2 separate regions of the Mus musculus genome follow, and region 1 is linked to region 2. A link is a loop called in an ENCODE intact Hi-C map of the cell type or tissue named here. Cell type or tissue: gastrocnemius. All regions are shown on one strand. Each heading gives the region's core, and the rest is flanking DNA. Links, peaks and the distances in the headings are about the cores only.

Region 1 (12,051 bases), core at 4,052-12,051, 160 kb before region 2:
GAGACTCATGCGTCTCCCCTTGAGCTTTCCTTGTTACTTAGCCTCTTTGGGTCAGTGGATTATTGCATGATCATCCTTTACATAAGAGCTAATATTTACTTATAAGTGAGCACACATTATGTTTGCCTTTCTGGATCTGGGTTGCCTCACTTAGAATGATAGTTTCTAGTTCTATCCATTTGCCTGCAAATTTCATGATGCTCTCTCTTTTTTTAACTGCTAAGTAATATTCCATTGTGTAGATGAACCACATTTTTCTTATCCATTCTTCAGTTGAGAGACATCCATGTTGTTTCCAGTTTCAGGCTATCTCAAATAAAGCTGCTATGATCAGAGTTAGCAATTGCCTTTGTGGTAGGATAGAGGATCCTTTGGGTATATTCCTAAGAGTGGTATAGCTGGGTCCTCAGGAGAATTGATTGCCAATTTTCTGAGGAACTGCCATATTGATTTCCATAGTGCCTGTAGCCCTTTTCACCCCCAGGAGCAATGGAGGAGGGTTCCCTTGTTCCGCATCTTTGCCAGCATGGCTGTCACTTATGGTTTTGATCTTAGCCATTCTGACAGGTGTAAGATGGAATCTCAAAGTAGCTTTGATTTGCAGTTCCCTGCTGGCTAAGGATGTTGAACATTCCTTTTAGTGTTTGTCAGACATTTGGGGTTCCTCAGTTGAGAATTCTCTGTTTAGATCTGTCACCCATTTTAAAATTAGATTATTTGGGTTTTTTGTTTGTTTGTTTTGAGATCTAGTTTCTTGAGTTCTTTATATATTTCAGACATCAGTGCTCTGTCAGATGTGGGGTAGGTGAGAATCTATTCCCATTCTATAGGCTGCCATTTTGTCCTTTTGCCTTACAGAAGGCTTTCAGTTTCATGTGGCCCTATTTATTTATCTTAGTGCCTGTGCTAATGATGCTCTAATCAGGAAATTGTCACCTACACCAATTCGTTCAAGGCTATTCCCTCCTTTCTCTACTATCACTATCAGGTTCAGCATATTTTAGTCTTATGTTGAGGTCTTTAACCCCGTTGGACATGAACTGTGTGCATGGGGGATAAATATGGATCTATTTGCATTCTTTTACATGCAGCCATCCAGTTATATCAGGACAACCCTTACAGAATATCTTCCTCGTTAAAAAGGTGTATGTGTATATGTAGCTTGCTCTTTAGGTAGGCCTTAAACAACTGGAGCAGGGGCTGTCCCAAAAGCTGTTGCCTGTCTGTGGAATATGTTCTTCTGACTGGGCTGCCTTGTCTGGCCTCAGTGGGAGAGGATACACCTAGTCCCACAGAGACTTGATGTGCCAGGGTGAGGGGATACTCATGGGGACCCCCACTTGCTCAGAGGATAAGGGGAGGGAGATGGGAGGAAGGATTGTGGGAGAGGATGACCAGGAGTGGGGCAGAGAGCAACACGAAAAGTGAATAAGAAAAAAATTAAATAAATAAATGAAGTAAAAGGTGGGTGTATGTAAAATCAATACATTTTCTTGACAAAGAATAGATTGTGAAAATACAAACTTAAATTCTGGAACATAAAGCAGCCTCAAGCTCCTGTTTTGTTTTGTTCTTCACTTTCACTTTTAAATAAGAAATTGTGTGTGTGTGTGTGTGTGTGTGTGTGTGTGTGTAGAGAGAGAGGCAAGCAGGCTCAGTATAGTCAAAAGGCAAAGCACAGAGGCATGTCTCTTTTGTGGGGTACAGATCATCTTAGCCTCAAATACACGTATTTTACCATCAGTCTACTAAGAATTTTCTTTCATTTGGTATTCACAAATTATGTTATGAAATACTGTCACTGCTTTGTCACAAACCATTCAAAGCAATGGCAATGGCAGTATTATGTGCATACATGTTTATGTGTGTGTTTGTACATTTTGTGTGTGTGTGTGTGTGTGTGTGTGTGTGTGTGTGTGTGTGCAATTGGAGCCCAGAGGTCTATGTCAGGAATCTTTCTGAAGAGTCCTTCCTCTTGTCTCTCTAGAAAGAATCTCAAGTTTAACCTGGAACACACTGATTCAGCTAACCTGGATGCTCAACAAGTCTCAGGGATTTCCCTTCCTCTGCTCCCAGAGCTAAGATTACATGTGTGCACAGTCACACAGGGCTCTTTTTTAATGTAGGTGCTAAGGATTGAGTTCAAGTCCTCAGGTCTTCAGAGCAAGCACTGTACTGATGGCACCACTTCATGAGCCCTGAATCTATTCCTACAGCCTGTTAATGAACTCTTTAACAGTAACTGACGGAGTAGACATTTGGAAAAATTCAAGGATGCTAAAGATGATCTTTCACACCATGAAAAACTAGAAAGACAACCCATCAAATGGTAGGAAAAAAGTCTCTGTCCGGTAAGGAAGGTGTATCCAGCCTATGTTAATAACCTTTTCAACTTAACAATGAAAAAAACAAGTATTTTAAAGTGAATAAAGGGGTTGAATGGACATCTCACCACAAAAATAAGAAATGGCCAATAAATACAAGAATAGGTGCTCAAAACCATAGTCATTAGAGAAATTAGAGAAATGAAACTAAATTAAAATCAAGATGATGTACGTTTACACTTGTTAGGTCATAGGCATAGATTTTCACAATCTACTTTAGCCTATCACCCACCAGAAGTAATAGAAACGTTATTAAGATACAAGGAAAGTAGACAGGTTTAGAAATAGTTCTTTGGAGCCATGCCAATCTTCATTGTTTTCAGTCTAGTCCACCAGCAAACGCCACACACAAACCAGCAATGGCAGTTCAATCCAAAAGAAACCACGAAACTCTCCCATCAGCCTGAGTCCATGGAAGCCGCAAGAAGCTGCAGGAACCTCACGAGAAGGTCCCTGGCGAGTTTCGCTCTATGAAGTCACCACAGACAGAGCTCAGAAATGCAATGTAAGGTGAACCCACACATGCGGGTCATCAGCAAAGACTGGCAAGGTGGAGCAATGAGAACTAATGCTTGAGCTCCACAGTCTGGGAGGTCATATTTCTCTTCCTTATAAACATCACGCATCCTTTCACATGGTTGCTATAGTAACACATCCCTTCACCTGTGTCTGCTTCAGCAAAACATCATTATAACCTAGCTAAGTCACCAGAAGTTTCTACCTTATACTCCCCTCTGTTTAAAAACTGCCCTTTTCTCTAATATTAAAAGTCTACACACAATATTAGGTCGTTTAAATTTAGGAAGACAGTCACAAATACTGGTGTCTGTTCTAGATTCCTTTCTGTTGCTGTGGTTAAAAGACAAAACAAAACAAAACAAAACAAAACAAATGAAAAACACACCTACATCAAAAGCAGCACAGGGGAGGACAGGGTTCATCTGGGTAATAATTCCAGGTGACAGCGTATCACTTCAGGGAAGTCCGGAGGTGGGAGCTTAAGAGAGCTATGTCACATCACATCCACAGTCAAGAGTGGAAAGGAACAAACGCACCTGCCACCGGCTCTATCTGCTCCATGGCTTTGTTCTCGTTTGCACATGTATTTCAGGGCCTGACCAAGGAAAAGTGTAGCCTACCCTGGACTGGGGCTTCAGACACTAACTTCCGTCGACACAATTCCCCATAGACGCGCCTACAGGCCAACTCTTCTGGGTGATTCACCAACTGTCCCTTTCCGCATACAACTGGGGTTATCGATTGTGCCACGCTGAGAGTTGAAAGTAACCAGCGGAGTGGGGATGCGAACAAATGGAAGCCCTCATCCTCTCTGATGGAAAACCAGAAGGATGTATAGGAACAGTATTTTGGGAAAGTCTTTGAAAGTTCCTCTGAGTGATAAAAGCATCATATAACCTGACAGTTCTACTTCTGCGCACAGACTTTGGAATGTTGAAAATAATGTACACGAGAAATTACACATGGATGCTCATGGAAGCACTTAAAATAACAACCGAACAGCAGAAACAGCCCAACTGCCCACCGGCTGCTGAGTAGAGGAGCAACATGCGCTATGTTAACACAACAGAGCTGTCAGTGGTGAGGGCCTGGTTCATATCTGTGCAAATACAATCCTTGAAATATGATTTGTGAAACCAGTCATGAAAAGCCACACTGAATGATTCTCCCTACATAAAATATCCCAAATAGACAAATCTGCATAGGTAGTTCTATGCTTGCCAGAGGATAAGGGATATATATATATACACATGTATACGAATAATTATTTTTGGTTTTGTAAAATATGACCTAAAATTGATAGAAATCAGTCAAAAGCTTTATGAGTTCACTAAAGACTACTGAATTATACATTTCACAAAAATGCAAGCTACCACTAAAGCAAGCCATTCTTAAATCCCAATTCTTAAGAAAGAAGAAGCAATATCTATAAAATAATAATTTTTATTACTAGCGCTGCCATTGGAAACAGAAACCTGGAAGAAAACCTGGTTCACAGTTTCAGGGCATCCTTGAACATCTGTGGCATCGCCTTTTCAGCACCACGGACAGGTCCCGGGCCACAGCCATCCTCTCGGAACAGGCATGTGACTGGCTAACTGAAACCTGTTGAAGTTTTCCAAAAATGATGATTTTATTATAGTTTTGTTCTTCTTAGAATTTCCACATGACATGGAAGCCCTGGCTGACTTACTATGTACATTTTTTGAGCACCTTCCTAGGAAACACAATATCTGCTATACTAGCTCATTCATGGATTTAACAACTATATGCCAGGTTTCCACTTAAACAACCATCTTGTTTCCTCTAATTGGGATCATTTTCTCATCCAAAACTTTTTGAGTGATTGCATACACATGATAAAGTATGACAACTTACGGAATAACGTCATCACTTATCATCGGCGAAGTGTTTTCATTGCTGAATTCTTGAACAAGTCAATGGAAAACTTATTTCCTTCTGGAAATGTTCTGTGAGAGTAGAAATCCAGGCAAGTATCCTGTACTCAAGGCTCACGATTAATTCAACGGAAACCCTTTATAGCCAGATGAGATTCTTGAGCATGCTTCAGATCACACACAGAATGGACCAGTTTATAAAGGACATGAACAGGATTGCCAGCTGCGCATGCAGTCCTTTATCTTCTGAGGTTTGGTTTCTCTTCCATCTTTACAGGCTTTCATCACACCAGGGCCACCTGTAGACCAAGTGCATGGACTCCTGTTGTGGGGACCCCCAACCATAAAGTTATTCCCTTGCTACTTCATAACTCTAATATCGCTAATCTTAGGAATTGTAATAAACATCTGATATGTAGGATATCTGATAAGGGAACCCCTAAGGGGGTCCAGACCCACAGGTTGAGAACCACAGCTCTAGGAATACGGGTTTGAATTTAAGCCTGTACTTGTCATGTTTTGTTTAGGGGTCGAGGAGGTGACACAAATTCTCTTTAATCAATGTCTTCTGGGATTCTGGGGCAATGACGCAAACACATCTGTATCTGGAATTTTACTAAGCTAATCACAAGATTCTATTCATTAAATGGATTTGTAAATATAGATTAAATTAAAGCATAGCTTAATATTTTTATGGCAGCTCAAAAATTATACAGTTGCCCAAATCCATACAATTTATCTTCTTTTATTTAAATAAATTGATTTAAGCTGGACAGATACAAGAATACCAAAAGCTGTAGACATATAAAGAAACTGTACAATATTACAAACCAGAGGTTGTTTGCGGTGTATGCGCATATACAAATACATACATTTGTGTGTCTATAATACACACAAATGTACATAAACACACACAGTATTTTAACATTAATCAGGCTGTTCTGGATAATTAGTAAACAACAAAGACCCCCTCCCCCCAGGAGGGTAATGCTTGTAAAACTTGGCCCTGTTTATTTACGATTGTTCCAAATCCACAGAGAGATTCTTACTGAAGAACATGAAGATCCGAGATAAAACAATCCCCACTGCTCAGGTTGTGTCCCTTCCAATTTTTGTCCATATTAAGTTTCCCTTCGTCTTAAAGACCCAACCCAGAGGATCCCTCAATGGCAAAGTCAGTGCACAGATGTGTGCTGCATTGGAGAACCTCACTCAAACAGAAGGCGAACCACCCGTCTCTCTCCACCCATCTCGATGCCCTCCTTGGCTGAAGCACCACTGTGGGTCTTTTAGAAGTGCTTTTCTGCACGTGTGCCCACTGTCTCTGAGAAGAACTGATGTCCAGTCCACGGCAGACTTAAAAGACGGGAATGTGGTAGTGGTGGCCATTCTCAGTCAGTAGGGAGATCTCTGGCCACTCCCTGAGAGGCTCCTCGGGGTAGCAGACTGCAAAGTCTCTGGAGTTAAACTTGAACAGTCGAAACACTTTTATCTTTACTTGAAGAGAATACCCGAGTATAAACATGTCAATCTGGGGGAGAGACGAAGGCAACGTCACAGACAGGTATTTATCCGTTCCCACAGTGATGGCGCTAGCCGCACTTTATAAGATGACCCACTCTGTGTCAGGCTCACCTGGACAGCAAGTGAGCACGACTTAGGGACAAGTACCCACGGTGTGGAAGCAGGGCAGGACCATGACTAGCAAGAAGTCAGGAGAAAACTGTGCAGAAACAGAAAGGAACACTCAAGCCAGGGGCAGTGGCTCACAGCTGTAATCTAAGCTAAAGCAAGAGGAGGCCAGCCTGGGCTACAGAGTGAGTTACAGATCAACCTTGGGCTATAAAGTGAGACTTTATCTCAGAGGGGAAAAGAAAAGGAAAGGAGGGGGGAAAAGAGGGGGAAGGGGAAGGGGAGGGGGAAGGAAAAGGGAGAAGGGAAGTGAAGACAGAAAAAGAGGAGAAAGGAAAGGAAAAGAAAAAGATGAGAGGAGGGGAAGAAAGGAGAGGGGAGGGGAAGGGAAGAGATGGGGGAGGAGAAGAGGGGAGGAGACTAGGAGGGAGGAGAGAGTGTTCACTATTAAGAACTGCATTTCTTTCCAACCAATTTATCTCTTGGTAAATATGTCATCCAATTCACCACTTCTTTTGTACAGAAAACAGGCGTAAACAGAAGACTTGTGTCATTCTCTGATCTTAAAGCTGTTGCTTTTCTCTGTGACCGGTAAGTACATGCCTTCCAGCAACGATCTGGCTTTCTGAGTGGCCACTGTGGTCACAAGGATCTATGAAGCAGCGTTCTCTGGTGCAAGGATGCTTGGACTCACAAGGGCATGGCACCCAGAAAGGAGCCTTGTTATTTTTCTTTCACACATGGAGGGCCAGCAATTTTAGCTAGCCACCTCTGTGCAGGTGTTTTCATCAATGCTAAGCATATACCCTAAAGGCCATGGGTTCAAGTACTTCCGAGTCACCCTTGGATCACACACCATGAGTCCTACTCACCTGATCCAAACCACAAGTGTCGCCTATGGAATTCAGGTGATTCATCATGAAGCTCAAAGGATCCGGCGATGACTCCCGGGAAAACAGGAGTCTGAAAAGGCTGGGGATAACCTTGTTGGTCTTCATTTGCTCATACGCTTCCGTGACCTGGTAGAGCATGAGGAACTTCAAAGCTTCGTACAGTTTACACTCCAGGATGGCGTCGGAGAAGAGGCTGTTACACATGCTCCCTCTCTTGTGGTGATCTCTCATCCCACTAAACTCAGTCCACTACAAACACAGGAAGAAGTGTGAACTGAGACGTGTGAACTGGGATGTGTGAACTGGGACGTGTAAACTGGGAAGTGTGAATTGGTAAGTGTAAACTGGGAAGTGTAAACTGGGAAGTGTGAATTGGTAAGTGTAAACTGGTAAGTGTGAACTGGGACGTGTGAACTGGTAAGTGTGAACTGGTAAGTATGAACCGGGACATGTAAACTGGGAAGTGTGAACTGGGACATGTGAACTGGGGAGTGTAAACTGGGATGTGTGAATTGGGAAGTGTGAATTGGTAAGTGTGAACTGGGGCGTGTGAACTGGGAAGTGTGAATTGAGAAGATCACACAGCAACATATGAACCACTAATCAAATAAGCCAAACAGGAGGGCAGGATTTTATACAGTTACATTTTCATGCCTGCATTTTGGGACTATTGCATTCTTTTTAATCATGAGTACACCACAGTGGGCTGAATGTTCACCTGCCTCCTCAAACTTATAGGTCAAACATCTTAGTCCAGGGAGACAGCATTAGGAGGTGAGGCCTGTATTGGAGGAGGTATTGGCTTCTGTGGGTAGAGTCCTCACAAGTGGGACTGGTGGCTTTCTAAGAGGAAGCCCAGTGATTGCTGGTTCTCCTCCTGTTATGTGATGACAAAACAAACAAAACCAAAACGCTGTCCACCTGTCTATAAACTAGAAAGAGGGCCATCACCGAATGTCACTGCCTGTTGGACTCCTGGTCTCAGACATCCAACCTTTACAATTGCAAGAAATAATCATTGCTTGTTTAAGTCATCCAGTCTACAGCATCTCATAAGAGAAGCACGAGTTACTAGCCTAATGCACAAATGCATATAATTATCTATATAAAAAATAAAATAAAGTCAGTTTCCCCAAGACACACCATTACTGTGTAAACTATCAAACATGTCGGTTCTCTAAAACTGCTTGGGGCCATCGGGTCGTCCAAGGACTATGCCAGTGTAGAACCATGCAAGAGAGGGTGTGGCTGGCTGGCTCTCTGCAGAGCACCTATGTGGGTTAACTCACACCCTCGTGATAATCATCCAGGGTATAGACTACTCAGTTCTTCAGCAAGAAGAGAGCCATGGCTCAGAAAGGCATTTCCCCCCAGATAAGCCAGACAGAGAGAGGTAAGCAAACCATACTTTCCATCACTTGGAGCCTGATTATTACTAAAAGTCAGGCAGAGCTGTTAGTCTACTTATTATACCCGCACCAACCCCGCATGCGCAGGGGGCATTGCTTGCAGGAGGGCATTTCTGAGGTTTGGACATTGTACCATATTGGAAACCAAATTCCCTCACGGGTCAGGTTTCCAGCAAAGCTATGGAAGCTTCTACCCCACAACTGGCAAATCCATCACAGAGCAAGGACACTGGCTCCGCCTTGCTACTTGGAGGAGAAAGCAAGCTTCCACCAGCAGGGGGCGCTCTGCATTGTTTCATTTCCCTAACGCACCGGATACGCCCCAAGTTACAGGGAACCCGCTGCAGTTGAGACATGGATGCTTCTATTCCAGTAGGTGGGGTTTTTCTTGTTTTGTGTTTCCCTAAACGCTCACCTGCAGTTTCAGTAACTCCACACATTTCCGTAACTTTCCAAACACATTGGAACCTGTGTACTTCTCAGGCCCGAAACTGTACTGCTGGATCCAGTTACAGCCTTGAGAAAAGAGTAGTTTTTCAGGAAGCTTGAAAAAGAAGTAGATGCCGACAAATGATTAGTGTCTCAGCACTTAGCACGCACGATTTGGAATGCCACGGCACATGGTCTTATCTCGTGGAGCAACCCTCGGAGAGACAACAATGTCAGTTAAGTAAAAAGCACGAGGCCATCTTTGCTTTAGATTTGTGGATTAAGTGATTTTTTTTTTTTTTTAGATTATATTCTAGAAAAGATGGAAACCTAGGATTTTGCCCAAAGGAGCAATCCTTTTGTATAAAATGCTGCATGCCCTTGGCATATTGCTTTAGAAACTATGTAACTAAATGGTGTTAAGAAAGCAGGGCATACCAAGCAGCTGCTGTCTTAGCAGAGACGCTGTTGCCTTCCAGACCCGGTTGTCCCTCAAAGGCCGAGAAAGGACTTAGCCAGCATTTCCTATTCCTTTACCCTTTAGCCTCATTTCCACTAGAAACGAGCAACTATACCATTCATTTCACAGAGTTCCAGGTCAAATTCTGGAAGGTGCAAAGATTAGACTTCGGTGTCTGTAAGAACCAAGTCCACTCTGCACAGCTGGTGCCTTACTGCACAGCTTCAGCAGCGGAAACCTGGGTTTTCTGTAACACTCTTTATTTGAGTTAACTAGAGGTAGGGCTAGCATACTACATATATTCCACAAGTATCTGCTATCAAATAGAATGACAGAGAACAATTTTAAACAGAAGACACCAAGGAGACAGACCGTGAGGCCATATACATGAGTGCTACCTCTTTGTTGCTCTGCCATCTTAAATTGGGCATGCTGCAATCAAAACATAATTCAAGTTGCTAATCAAGACAATGTGACTGGGGCTGGACAGCTGTCTCAGTCATTAGGTAGGGTTCCAGAGGACCAGGCTCAGTTCCCTGCACCCACACAGTGGCTCACAACTGTCTGTAACTCCAGTTCCAGGGGGACCCATTGCTCTTTTCTTGTCACATAGTGCATGTACATCCATGCAAGCAAAACAGCCATATAATAAGATAAATAAAAGAGAGAACACACTGCCATAACTGATTAAGAAAAATGATAAAAGACCTGAGACCAAGAGAAGACATCTGCAAATCACATATCCAATGAAGCACTCATATTCAAGACATATACAGAATTTCCAAAACAGCAATTGGAAAATGATCCAACAGAGACAGACAAAGGTCTCAAATGGGTAATTTTCCAAGACGATGATATGGATGGCAAATAGGTACACAAGAGATACTCAACATCTGTTCATTAAAAGCCAAGTGAGGGCCTGCGAGATGGCTCAGTGAACAATGGGGCTTGCTGTGCAAACTTGATGACCCAAGTTCAATCCTGGGAACCCATGCAGAGGTGGAAGGAAAGAACCAGGTTCGTGGAGCTGTCCTCTGTCTTCCACATGCACTAAGGCATGTGCCCCTCCCCCACCCACACAAACAAAATATACCTATTAGAATGGCCACAAACAAATAAATCCAACAATTCTAACTGCTGGTGACCAGGTGGGGCGACTATAACCCTTACACTATACTGGCGGAATGGCAAAAAAAAAAAAAAAAAAAAAAAAAAAAAAAAAAAGGCCAAGCAGGTTTAGAGATCAATGTGGCAGTTTCTCTAAAGTTAAGCACATACCTCCCACATAACCAGGAAGCTAGCTCCTGGGCATTTGCCTAGAAGAAACAGACAATGTACCTATAAAATCCTGTGCTAGACTATCCTTAACAGCCCGATACATTGTTGCCAAGCACAGGAAACAATCCAGATGCCCTTGGACTGAGAGTAAGCTGTGTTCTGCTCATATAAAGGACTATCATCTCAGAGCAGAGAGATGACTTCAGAACTCTGCCAGCAGCACGGGGAAGTACGCATGCGCCCTGCTCTGGGAAGGAAACCATATTCAACAGGCTGTGTTAGAGGAGCCCACTCATCTGGCCATGGAGGCAGCAAACCTGTGGGCACAGAAACTGAATCAGGGATTGTGGGACCAGAGGACTTGGGAGGTCTTGGGGGGACTGACCGCAGAGGTACATGAGAAAACCTTTGGTGTGGCAATTGTACGCTCTTTGCATTTGTTAGTAAACATTTATGTTAGAGTAAAATGTTTCTATAAGTAAAAAGTCCTTCCTTGTGAAGGACTGACACTTCTCAGGAAATCTGAGAACATTGAAAATGGACAGAATTGGGAATGCCAGCATGCTGAGACCTGCAGTGACCTGGGAGAGGGAACCAGTTAAATGACCAGAGCTCCTCACCATGGGACCCCTCTGAGCACAGAGCTAGCCAGACAGGACGACCCCGCTATGACCATGTTCCCAGTGGGGAGTTGTACCTTAACGATGTCTTTTTCCTTCATCCATGATGGGAAGGAGAGGCCTTGGCTGAAGATCTGGAACAACACAGATCTGAGAGCATCGTAGTTATCTCTCTTGACTGCTCGAACACATTTAATATGGTGCCTCCAGAACAATTCCTCATAGGCCTGTCAGCAAGAAGGATGCTTTGCATGAACGCCTACTGTGTGCCATGCTAGGGACAGCGAGCTCGGGGAGCTCTGGGTTTCAGTGTTCACACTGGAAAAAAATGTATCTCCAGTGCACTGTGGATCCCAAGACACCCGAGTAAGTGGAGCACTGTAATTACTGTATGTGGTTTTATTTTTTAAGAAAGCCTTTTGTTTTAACTTTTTTTCAAGATTTATTTTTAAATTGTGTGTGTGTGTGTGTGTGTGTGTGTGTGTATGTGTGTGTATAGGAGGAAGGTTTTTACATGCATGTAAGTACC
Region 2 (12,439 bases), core at 1,568-9,567:
TAGAGGCCACCATTTCCTGGCTGAATGAGACCCATGCTGGCTACAGCTGCTCCTACAACCAGCTCCTACACATGCGACCAAGCCACTCTGGTGGCTTTTTTTCAGAGCTGTTTATTTTATTGTGTGGATGACTCTTTCTCTTGGACGACTGAGTGAGCACCATCTACAAGCCTGCCGCACACAGACATCAGAAGTTATCATATCCCCAGGAACTGAAAAGTTAAAGATGGCTGTGAGCCACCATATGGGTGCTGGGGACAGCACCCATGCCTTCTGCAAGAGGAACAAGTGCTCTTAACCACTGAGCCACCTCTGCAGCCTCGTGCCATTCTGTGCTGAGTGCAGTTTTTGGCTTGGCAATCTGGTAAGTGCCCAACATATTTTTCCCACTGAATTCTCAACATAGTAAACTCCCCCAACCCGGGTTCATTTCCACTTGAGAAATGAAAAACAAAACAAAACCAAAACAAAATGAAAAACAAAACAAAAACGAATGCTTCGATGTTTTGGGTTGCATGGGGGAAAGAAGAGAGAAAGAAGAGGTCTTTGTTTGCTTTTAGCCAGGGGAGCTTCTTGTCTCCCTAAAGCAGTGCATCTAAGCCACACAGGCTCCAGGTATTTGAGGAAAACAGTGTAATGTCGTGTGTCCCCTCCCTTACAGGTAAGCACTCTTGGGAGCCCACCACACTCACCTCCTCCCCTTCTGCCTTGCTGCCGGAGCTGTTTTGGGGATGTGAATGGGCTCCTTCAGGGCTCCTCTCAGGTGCACCGTCCTCTCCTGGATCACCTCACGGATGTGCTTGATCCAGTCCTGCTTGTTCTCGATACTGGATGCCTGTGCAGGGAGGAGAGCCATCAGGACAGTGTCCTTCCCACAGCCTATGCCCAGCGCAGACTGGCTTCTCCTGCTCCCCGGCTTCCCCACCTCCCAAAGAACTCCCAGAAAAGCAACCGCACCTCACTTAATTTACTATCAAGCAAATGACTCTAATTTTACATTTTTTTCATTAAAACCATAAAAAAAAAAAAAAACGTGATTACAGATCTCTTGATACTCTGGTAATCGATCGTCATTCTTCAGTACCAAGAGCTGTTAAGTGACCCTGGGAGCGGGGTTATAAAAACAGGTCCACTAGCAGTCTGAAACCTCAGTGAGGTCGCTGAAGTATAAGCTGTGTTTTGGTCAGTGTCAAGGAAACCCTCAGCAGGGATGTGGACGAGCCCTTGCCCGCTGCTTGTCCCTGGACTGCTAGGGTGACCACTGCTGGCCTCCTCCACTGCCAGCTGAGGCACCTCACATGGCATAGCCTACTCAGCCCACAGGAACTCCACAAAGGAGGCCTGTAGGGGTGGGTAACACTGGACATATGCCCAAGGCCACAAAGGCACACATGGGCAGTCATTTGTGGGCCCACCTCAGCCGCATAGCAATTTTAGGAACATATTCCCTTGAAATGTCATGGGTAGATGGAGAAGCCCTCTGGTGGTGCTAATACCATTTTCTAATTTCCAGCTGAAAACCATTGACCTCCTCTGACATGGACATCACGGTCATGAGGTTGTCCACGGGGCACGGAGGAAATCACCACGAGGGATGGCAATGCTGCGCTTCCCCCCCATCCCCCCACCAGAATCTTGTTTCTGGAAATGCCAAGCCATGGTCCACTCTGGGAAGAGTCTGAGCCAGATGCTCTTTCTACATAAGCCGTGTTGAATGTTCTTCAGTTACTTAGAGTAAAGGGGGAACTTTGAAAATCTCACGTCTATCAGAATGTACAGGCCGGACACAAGGGTGGAGATAAAACAATGAAGGATCTGAAAAGGACACTCAGTGCAGCCTGGAGATCATCAAGGAAAACCGTGGCCATGCTGCAGAAATAAAGAAAACTGCCCTGCAAAATGACTATTCCATCGATGGCGAGTAACTCAAAAGCACACACTTTATAGAGACAGTGTCAAACAAATGGGTCCATTCAGTAAACGGGGTAACTAGTATACTCAGGGAACGTCAAACTGTGAAAGGACTCAGAGACAGTTTTCCCTCCTGCCTTAGCAAACAAAGACAGTCATTGTGTGCTGGAACCACGAGGCCACCACCACAGTGGCCGTCCCTTCTGTCACCGTCACCATTGAGGACCTTGAGGACTTGTGTCTATATCCTCAGCAATTGTACCACCATAAAGACCCTCACTGCGATGGACACCACTGTCTCCACCTTTACTGTCACCAGCGTCAGCGTCATCACACCCTTACAACGCAACCATCTACACCACCATTTCTACTAACCACAACATCAGCAACAAAATCTACACCACCACCTCCCTCTTCATCCCCATGCAATACCACCACCTCAAAGCCATCAAGATCAAAGTACAGGCCACTGCCATTTGACCCTCCTTGTAAGGTGAAAGGTATTATCCAAACGCCTCTAATTATATTGAAATGTTTTAGTTTTGAATATATTTTAACAACCTTAAACTATAGAAAAATTTAAATGATCTAAAATGTACTTGTTGGTACACTTAATATTTTATGTGGTTTTTATGTCAGTCCTAACTAACAAGGGTCCCCAGTTGGGCCGTATGCATTCACTGGAAACAATCCATTGTGACCACAGGAGCAAAGATCTTAGAAACATCGTGGCTTCCATGTGGTCCCTTGGCTGTGAAAGAGTGCTGCTCAGATGAGCAACTCAGTTTCTGGAAATACTAAAGCAAGACTAGAAGACTCGCAAAGGAGATGCAGTAAGTCCAGTCATCCACCAGCATCTCACCACACTCGGGCTCCTTTCAACAGCTTGCAGATCATGAGCATCCCTAAACCATCTCTGGTATTTCCAGACAGACCAAGAAGACAGCATCTGAGTTTTCTAAAATATCGATGAGGTTATCGCATGAGACACCTTTAGAGTTCTTTGCAGTTCCTAGGAAGAGTCAGTATACTAAAAACAGTTTAAATTAAAAGTGAATGAGAGAGAGAGAGAGAGAGAGAGAGAGATTGATTTTTGGCTTCACCAATTCCATCAGAGAACAAAAAAGTCAAATAAAATGACCTGCAATCAGCAAGAAAAGCAGCTTACATCACCACAATAAACGTTCACACTGTAAGCCAATAAGCTGTAAATTGACGTACCTTAAGGACAATTTTATTATCTGAAGTTGGCGTCCTCCCCACCCACAGTGCAAATTTGCAAGGATCTCCTTCAACGTGTTCTGTGACACCCAACTCTGAGGTCTGCATAAAACACAATTAGATAATTAGACAACGGTACGATTTTGGTAGGAGTAGACATGGAAAGAGGACAGCCTCTGGTGGTTGGTGGCCATGTGAAACACTTAGTCCAGTGCTTCTTAATCTATGGATTACAACCACCCCCTTGGAGGTCAGATAACTCCTTCATAGGGGTCGCCTAAGAACACTGGAAAACAGATATTTACATTAAAATTCATAATAGTAGCAAAAATACAGCTATGAGGTAGCACCATGAATACTTTTGTGGTTGGGGTCACCACAGTGTGAGGAGCTGCACGAAAGGGTCGGGTCAGTAGAAGGTTGAGAGCCTTAGGAGGTAGGAGGAAAGCCGGGGTGGACACGCGCGGGACACACTGTTCCCACCCTGAGTACTTCTGGAGATTGCAATGCAGCTTCATCAGCAGGATGTGCTGAGGAAACAGCCCAACCTTAGACACAAGCACGGGCTTTTCCTAGTCCAGAGAGGCTCCCACAACAGACTCTGAGCATACCTTGACAGAGGGCAAAAGGGCTAAACTCTGACTTCATCTACATCCTTAACTTTTAGTATTTCATCATGAAAACCCTGCCTGTGGACATATCCACAACAGGGCATCCTCCCCCCATGATGGAATCCGCCCCATGCCTCTCCCTCCAGCAACGGAAGTGACTCACAGGTTGGAACTGCAGAGGCAGCCTTGGTAGGAATCTTATTTTTTTTAAAATATAAATTAAACTAAGATGTATCAGTTTTTAAAACACACAAGCTTGCCTCCAAGGTCAGATTAAAGCCAGCAGTAAAGTGGCTGCTGGCCAGGATGCACTTATTAATTTCCAGCTGGACAGTGACCTATCTGACGTAAGGCCACAGTGATCCAAATGATAATCACAACCAGGGGACCGGCCAAAGATGGTGGACTGAAAACCGTTACCAGGAATTTTCAGATTCCAGATTATTATTTAAAAAGTTTCTACGCTTGGGAGTCTCTATTCTTTGGAGAGTTTGATTGACACACAAAAATCCCCAAAATTTGTAACATTAAGTCACCTGACTATTAGATACCGAATAATATTTTAAAGAGAGCTGACAGAGAGAGATCTGTGTGGCACTCTGGTTCCTTTATGATGGTAAGCTTGCCTTTATGTTCACTGGTTCTCTCTGCCCAACTCTGCCCAGCAACCCAGTGCTGGCAGCCCTCTGAGCAATAGCCTTGAGAAAGGTCAAAGTGCAGGGGATAAGAGTTTGTCCTGGCTTGGCTTCCAGAAAGCAGGCATGGGCTGGACCCAGCCAGGGCTGGCTAATGAGGAATGGTAGCACAATAGTTCTGGGTGTGCGCCTCTCCCCAGAAACACAATGACGAGCCAAAATATATCGCTAGAACACTCCAAAGGCCTCTGCATGGGCAGGGCTGGGGAGTCTTTCAAATGCTATTTTTGATTACATATTTTTCTGTGATAATGCCATTTTGCTATTATCAAATTTTCAAAAATTTGTTCTTACATTTACTTTGCATAAATTAATTTCTAATGGAGAATAATTAAATCTTCGTTATTATGGATCTGTAGTGAGCGCAGCAAGTAAGGGAGCTTACATACGTTTTGATGTCTGTACTGGCTGGTTTTGTGTCAGCTTGACACAGGCTGGAGTTAGTTATCACAGAGAAAGGAGCTTCAGTTGAGGAAATGCCTCCATGAGCTCCAACTGTAAGGCATTTTCTCACTTAGTGATCAAGGGGGAAGGGCCCAGCCCATTGTGGGTGGTACCATCCTTGGGCTGGGAGTTCTGGGTTCTATAAGAAAAAAAACTGAGCAAGCCAGGGGAAGCAAGCCAGTAAGCAGCATCCCTCCATGGCCTCTGCATCAGCTCCTGTCTCCAAGTTCCTGCCCTGTGTGAGTTCCTGTCCTGACTTCCTTTGGTGATGAACAGCAATCTGGAAGTATAAGCTGAATAAACTCTTTCCTCCTCAATTTGCTTCTTGGTCATGATGTTTGTACAGGAATAGAAACCCTGACTAAGACAATGTTATGAATTAAAAAAATTAAATTGATATGAATCCTTGCTTAGGGTAGGACATCATCTATTTACACAGCAGCAGTTTTCAACCTGTGTGAGGGTTGCTCCTCCCACTGGGGTCACGTATTAGATATCCTGTATCTATATTTACATTATGATTCATAATAGTAGCAAAATTAGTTATGAAGTAGCAACAACAATGGTTCTATGTTTGGGGATCACCGCAGGAACTGTATTGGAGGGTCCCAGCATCAGGAAGGTAGAGAGCCACTGCCCTACAGTGTTTCTCCATCCTGCAGTGAGCAGCTATGGGCTCTAAGAACAGAATCCCCAAGCCCCAAGAGTATCAGTGTGCCCTCTAGTGGACTTGGCTTGCAGAGAAATTAGCTGATGAAGAGGAAATCACAATTCAGATTCACATTTCTGAGCATTTTAGGAGGAAGCTATAGGCAGCAGGCAGGAGGTTTCTGTCCTACAGGAAGGCTGCAGCTGCGGTCTGTGGACTCGAGCTCTGGACGCCATACTTACAAACAGCTTGCTTTTGTACAGGTACTTGCTTCTCCCGCTGGAGTCTTTCACTTCTTTACTAAACACCAAGGACATTTCAAAAAGGAAGAGATGCCGTTCTCGACCCTTCCGAATTAAGGTTTTCGGGTCCCACACTTGGAAGGACTCCTGCAGGATGAGCTCTCCCTGAGACTCAATGTTTTCGTCAAACCCTGCAACATGAAGCAAAAGCAGACCCGACTCAGAAGGCAGCACTGCCGGCTCGCCTGCAAATGCTTTCAACGTGGCTCCACGCTCACCACCCGCCCTCCTAACAAGGGAGAGCTCTTCCTAAAATACTACTTTGCATGTATTTCCCCAAGTTCAAACATTTTCAGGGGTTCCTCATAACTTCCTTCTCTACTTTCCACTCCTATCTGTTGGCTCCCAACATGAGATCTGGTTTAAGTCCCATCTGCTTGTCACTGAATCACGCACGGCCTTTGCTCAGGCGATCACTCCCCCTGACCAGAGTGCCTCCAGTGTACTGCGCACCCCAGCCTCTGATTCTTTTCCTCTGTTGCTGAAATGCCCCTCTCAGACTCTGTTCAGGCCCCAGCCTGGTGGAGCCAACTTTACTAACCCATTTTCTGGGAGTCTGGAATCCTCTGCACGTGGATCTGCCTAGACCGGGCACATGGTGGCCTCCCTGACTATTCTTTCCTTACAATGTGGCCACCAGGACTTAGCAAAGTGGCTCCTGGGTGGAAGCTGCTCTCTCCCTTCTTTTCTGTCTCTTTACTATAAACTTCCACTGAGCCATCTTATGTAAGTTCATCACTCGCCTGTCCCTTCACAGTGAGGAAGAGCTAGGCATCCTAACCCTGGGCAAATGAGAAAATGAATGTATACAGCTAGTAGGGTTCCCTACCCACAGGCTCTTGTACTTGCTGTGAGGTGGAATATGAATGTGGTCCTGCAGGACCTATTCAAGTAGGAAAATACATAGGACAGAAATGAGCCAGAACATAGCCCTTCCCTCTGATGACATCATGAAGAACAGAGGAAGAACAACGAGGATTGCTGGATCTCTGAGTCTCTATTACAGAGTGGCATTGAGTCCTGACTAATAAATTTCTTGATGGTACCAATGACCTGGCATAAACTAGCAAAAGCATTTGGGATGGGCCCTTTGCATTGCTAACCTCGGCAGTGCAGAGGCAGCTTTACTAAATAGAAACATTCGTGCAAACTGGAATTACTACAATCCCTGTTGGATACATTTGTCTCATTTCTGTTCACCATGTTACACACTACATTCAACTGCTTCAGCAGACAACTGAGTTGTGCAAACATCTAGCAATGGCTATGGAAATGGGGAAGTAACAAGATCTTCTATATCCTCGGGTCTATAACCAGTGCGTTCATTCATCATTTACACCTCTGTTAGCAGGAAACCCAGGCAGCATTAAACAAGACTTAAGTGCTCCTGGAGTGTACAATGGCACTGCTGTTACCAAGTCCAGAAAGTGATAGTCGATTCACACAGCATCAGTGATGGTGCTGTGATAGTCGATTCACACAGCGTCAGTGATGGTGCTGTGATAGTTGACTCACACACAGCATCAGTGATGGCGGTGTGATAGTTGACTCACACAGCATCAGCGACAGTGCTGTGCACAGAGGGGGGAGGGGGACGCCTCGGGCGCGGTGTGTCCGGTTACCTTCCAGCATGCTGAGGTGCATGGCATCATTGGCTCGCTTGGGCACGCTGAGCATCACCTCCAGGCCATCTTTGATCTCCCCCTTTCCTTCCTCACAGCATGTGAGCAGCTCCTGGAGAAGATCAACACCGTGAACTCGCAAAGGACTGCAAAACGCTCTGCCAGCCACACCTCAGCAGAATCCATGAGAGCTCACGGTGCTCAGGAAACAAACAAAAAGGGAATCACTCAGGTTCACATAGGCAACAGTGTCTGATCTACTTGAATGAGGACCTGGAGGAAGTCAGATCCCGTCGCCGTTCTGAAAGAAGTTGTTATGCCTTGCCAACCACATCTCCAAAATGAGAAAATAAATGTTACTGGTTTGTAAGGAATATGGAATTGTGACAAGTGACAGCCATCCACAGTCTACCTGCCCTGCTAATCCCACAATGTCGGGGGCTGGCTGGACCCTGAATCAGAATAGCAACACAACACAGACCACTCCTCTGTGCAGGCTCCTTAGGGAGGTACTAGCTACAAGCTACCACACATCTCCAGGGTATCTATGTGTGTCATGCTACTTCCTGACTTCCTGGAAGCTCCTCAGCTCCCCCGTGAGTAGGACAGCAGGAAACACAAGCTTACATCCTGATGGGTCTCTCTCAGGTATTCCTTCATGGGTGCCAGACCGTTCTTGGTCACAGTGACAACAATCTTGTGTATATGATTCCCAAGGGGTTCAGAGCAGTGTGGTCATCAGCTTGGGGGAGGGGGAACTAGAGCAGTGGTTCTCAACCTGTAGATAGCATCCCTTCAGCAAACCCCTATCTCCAAAAATATTTACATTATGATTCATAACAGTAGCAAAATTACAGTTTTGAAGTAGCAATGCAAATTTTCTGGTTGCGGGGGGGGGGGGGTCACTGAAACATGACAAACTGTATTAAAGGGTCACAGGCATTAGGAAAGTTGAGAACCCCTGGTCTAGAGAACTCAGTCATCTGATGGGCACCTTCATGTTTGATCAGATGTGTATGCTTCTGAGGAGCTGGGCAGAAACTGCCTTACAAGTACAATGTGCCTCAACTCCCTCCGTGCAGACTGCCTTCCCACTGGGGAGGTCTGATGGAGTTTACTACTGTTCCCAGCAGAGTTTCTGGGGAAAATGAGAAAGATTTACAAGTAGAAGTGTAATCTTAGTGGACACAGAAGCTGAGAACAAAGCCTTGAGTTCTGAGGGCAACAAGGGACAACGGTGAGACAAGGCACTTGTGCAGACTTAGGAAGCAAAGGGGACAAGACCTGAATGCAAACCAGCAAAACCCAGCCTCCCAGCTTACGCCATGCTCACAGACAGCAGCAGCAGATTTGTGTAGTGATGGCTATCTAGTCACTGAGTAAGACTGTCATACAGAAGTACAGGAGAGGAGGTGCGGTGTGGCTTGGTGGTAGAGTGCTCACCCAACTTGTGTGAGGCCCTGGTTTGATCCCTGGCACTGCACTGTGTGTAAAGGAGGTGGGGGTTGTGGTAGTAGGGTTTTCGAGATAGAAAGGTCTCTTGATAGTACACATCTGTATAAAAGAACACAGCCATGTTTTACAGTTGCTAGGTCTCTCTTACTGAGAGAGCTTTAGACACCCTTAAGCTTCAGTGTCCTACTGCACGCCCAGGGCAGCAGCTGACAGAGCTGGGATTAGTGGACAGTCTACACGCTAATGTTTCAGCGCGTCCTTCACCGGCAGAGGAAATATAGTACCTTTGCCAGACAAAAGTTGTAAATGACTCTTAATGCAGCAAGCAAACATGCATTAACGACATAACGCATCTGTGGTAAGTTTGTTCCCCTTTCTACTGTTGAAAATAATCAGACTTAAATTTTTGCAAGGGCAATTTTAGATCTACTTAATTGCAACAAAAAGCAGAAGCCCTTGGGATCAGTAGGGACATGGTCTATAAAATGGCTAGCAGCCATAGGGAGCGGCATGAGGGCAGAGTGTTCCGGAGTCCATGGAAAACCTGCGCATCAGCCAGGTATGGGTTCAATGCTGGCACATATCAGCAATGATTCTGAGCATTTTTGTGACGCAGGGCAGATAGTCTCCAGACTTTCCAATCAGCGCTGCTGCGGGTTAAACATGTACAGGTGCTGTGTCGGGGTCTCAGCACCAGAGTCTGAGGATGCTAAAGGTCCAAGAGCCAGGAACTTATTTCTCAGTCAAATACCATTCTACATTGCAGACAAGGGCCAGCCAGTTCCTTCAGGGTACAACTAGGGGATATGATCTTAGGTATCTGCTTCAATAAGAAGCTGGACAGGCCAAGAAATGTCAGTGAAGGAAGCCACAGACACATGTGCACAGGGGATACATATCAACACAGGATGTGATGTTGCCGATGGTAGATGGAAACCACAGACACATGTGCCCAGGGGATACATATCAACACAGGATGTGATGTTGCCGATGGTAGATGGAAACCACAGACACATGTGCACAGGGGATACATATCAGCACAGGATGTGATGTTGCCGATGGTAGATGGAAACCACAGACACATGTGCCCAGGGGATACATATCAACACAGGGTGTGATGTTGCAGATGGACAATGTTTCATACACACCTTTAAAAGGAGCTGATACTTTGTTATCCGCTGAACTGGTTTGATCAGGTAGGAAGAGATGGAATTGGCTAAGCCATGCCGCTGCTGGATCTCCTATATTTAAATAAAACAAAAAAAAAAAAAAAAAGGGAAGCTTTATCATAGGGTCATTACTGTTAAACATGGGCACAGTACCACATTAATGACAAGTGTTTGTTTCTGATGAAATAATAAGCCCTCTCTTCTTAAAGCATGTGAAAATATCAGCACAAACTTCTCCAAGTCTACAGGTTTACTTTGCAGGGGACTTAGCAGAACACCAACAGAAGAGGGGATACAGATCCACAGTATGTCTGGTGTGTGCCCCTCTCCTGCAATAACACTGCTTACAAGCCTAGGCTGCGCTTAGCGTCTTCATAGGAAGGCAAGGAGCCCAGCCACGCAGTTCAGCGCTGCATACTGCTCATCAGTGAATAGCAGAGCACGTGAAGGGTGTTCTGTAATGCCTGTTACCATGGAAAGATATAACTGAAGGGTGGGCACAAGATGCCCAAAGGATGGAGGACAGTATAATCAAAAACCCCCTTAAAAATCAAAGTAACCTTACAATGCACACCCAAGGCGAGTGACTATGAAACTTGCCAGGTATGCTTCCTTTATTCCTTAAAGTTCTTTAAACACACAGGGCTTTTGAAAGTTAGACTCTATTTATTTATTTGGGGGCCAAACACATGACTAAGCACCTGTGTGAAGGCCAGAGAACAACTTGTGGGGTTGGTGTTCTCCTTTAATCGTGAGCCATCTTGTTAGCTTAACAAGGTTTTTAAAACCAAGTTTTGGCTACACAGACATTCTTGCTGCGTAGGCTTTCTATTCTATAGCCTGCATGTGGCTACGGTGCTGTAGGGCATGTGAAATATTAGAAGGAAAAGACAGCATCAGGCAAGGGATCGCTACAGACTGAGTGCCCCCTGAGAACACAGCTGGAGCGGGGCTATCCACAGCTGGAGAGAGGCCTTCCACAGGCAGGTCCCCACCCAAAGCAGAAAGTGTAAAGTTTACTCCAGCTTCCAGACTTTCCCAGGAGAGATTATCTCAATTGAACGTGTACAACTATAAAGGCAGAAAGTTAAGTCCAATATTTCTATGGCCTTGTGCACCAAGGGTACACAGTACCTTTCTCCAGCCACAATCTGCCACCTATTAGACTAGTTCTGAAACCAAGGATACATTTAGTAATATTGTGCATCTTTCCCCACCCCCCACTATACAAGCAACATATCTTTGGAAAAAGAGATAGCCCATACTAAGTCTACTCAAGCATATAATTGAACATCTTCTTGATTGGGCAGGCAAATTGGCAGGGCTTTACTGATAGATCTCTTTGGGAAATTCACAAGATTAATAAGTGTATTTCTTTTATACATGAACTTGTATATAAAATTAATGACTAGACATAAAGAATGACAAATATGTCGATGTTAAAGATCTAAGGGTCTTATAGATATGTGACTTCTAATAGTTAAATAAAACATATAAGAAATCCCAAAATAGGGGTTGGTGGGGTGGCTCAGCGGGTCAAGGCACCTGCTCTAAGGCCTTATGACCCAAGTTTCATCTCCAGGCCTCACACAGTGGAAGAAGAGACCCAAGTCCTACATGTTGTCCTCTCATCTACATACATGTGAGCCCGTGAACACATGTACAACATACATGTACGTACACACACTAAATACAATGTAACAAAAACATAAATGAATATCCCATTATAAACTTGAGAAATGACAAAAAACTACTAAGCTAGCAGCGTGGTAATAAATTCTGGGCAATGCTGGTTTTATCTGTATGGAATTCTGTTTGGTCAGTCTTCGCAGCTTCTTCACTTAAATGCTACTTACATCAAAGTAGGACCCTGCGTGCTCTAGTATCAGCTGTGTAGAATCAGGTTTATTTTTGCAGTATGTGACATACATCTGAAACTTGTCTGCCTATAGCAAAAAAAATAAATAAATAAATAAATAAAACAAAGAGAGGAAAGAAAGAGAGAGAAGAAACAAGAATTTTATTTAGATAAATTTCCCAAATCAAAAGTCACAATATAAAAACCTTTAAGGTGAGAAATAAGTTCTCTTGACAAGGAAATCGTCAAATGAGAGAAACATATTTTGGAAGGAAAGCTAGCACACTAGAGGCATCGCCTGGGCTATGAGAGAGCTTCTTCATTAAGCAGGACTGGGCCCTCATCCAGGGCGAGTCCCAGCATGAAGAAGAGGCTCAGAACGCTTAAGGACCTAGTTCAAGCCATCAGTACAATCAACAGAAACTCATCACACAGGGACTCCAGGGATTGTCACTCTTTTCTCCAGGTGCAGAGAATCGGCAGAGGGGAGCTACTGAAGCCG

What was found. Peaks named below come from ENCODE experiments on the same cell type or tissue, not always from the same donor. Only the 100,000 strongest peaks of a DNase experiment are listed, where the experiment ranks them.
Region 1: it touches region 2 in a loop (4-fold over the local background); 10 of 42 quality-filtered maps call a loop at or near these places.

The regions. Positions count from the first base shown.
Region 1 is chr15:27,650,740-27,662,790 of GRCm38, forward strand. Otulinl (OTU deubiquitinase with linear linkage specificity like) reads right to left here. Exons shown (of 8, transcript NM_001242423.1): 5 at 11,600-11,749; 6 at 9,151-9,279; 7 at 7,306-7,575; 8 at 4,332-6,332. The coding sequence ends at 6,159. Among named protein-coding and RNA genes, the nearest start is that of Otulinl, 25 kb to the right of the region's middle. In gastrocnemius, for the core only: a CTCF peak has its summit at 9,015 (motif pointing right); a DNase peak (open chromatin) is centred at 9,017; H3K4me3 peaks cover 283 bases.
Region 2 is chr15:27,818,208-27,830,646 of GRCm38, forward strand. Trio (triple functional domain (PTPRF interacting)) reads right to left here. Exons shown (of 57, transcript NM_001081302.1): 27 at 11,936-12,025; 28 at 10,059-10,151; 29 at 7,456-7,567; 30 at 5,774-5,964; 31 at 3,133-3,234; 32 at 693-835. Among named protein-coding and RNA genes, the nearest start is that of Otulinl, 140 kb to the left of the region's middle. In gastrocnemius, for the core only: a CTCF peak has its summit at 5,611 (motif pointing left); a DNase peak (open chromatin) is centred at 5,588; H3K27ac peaks cover 1,478 bases.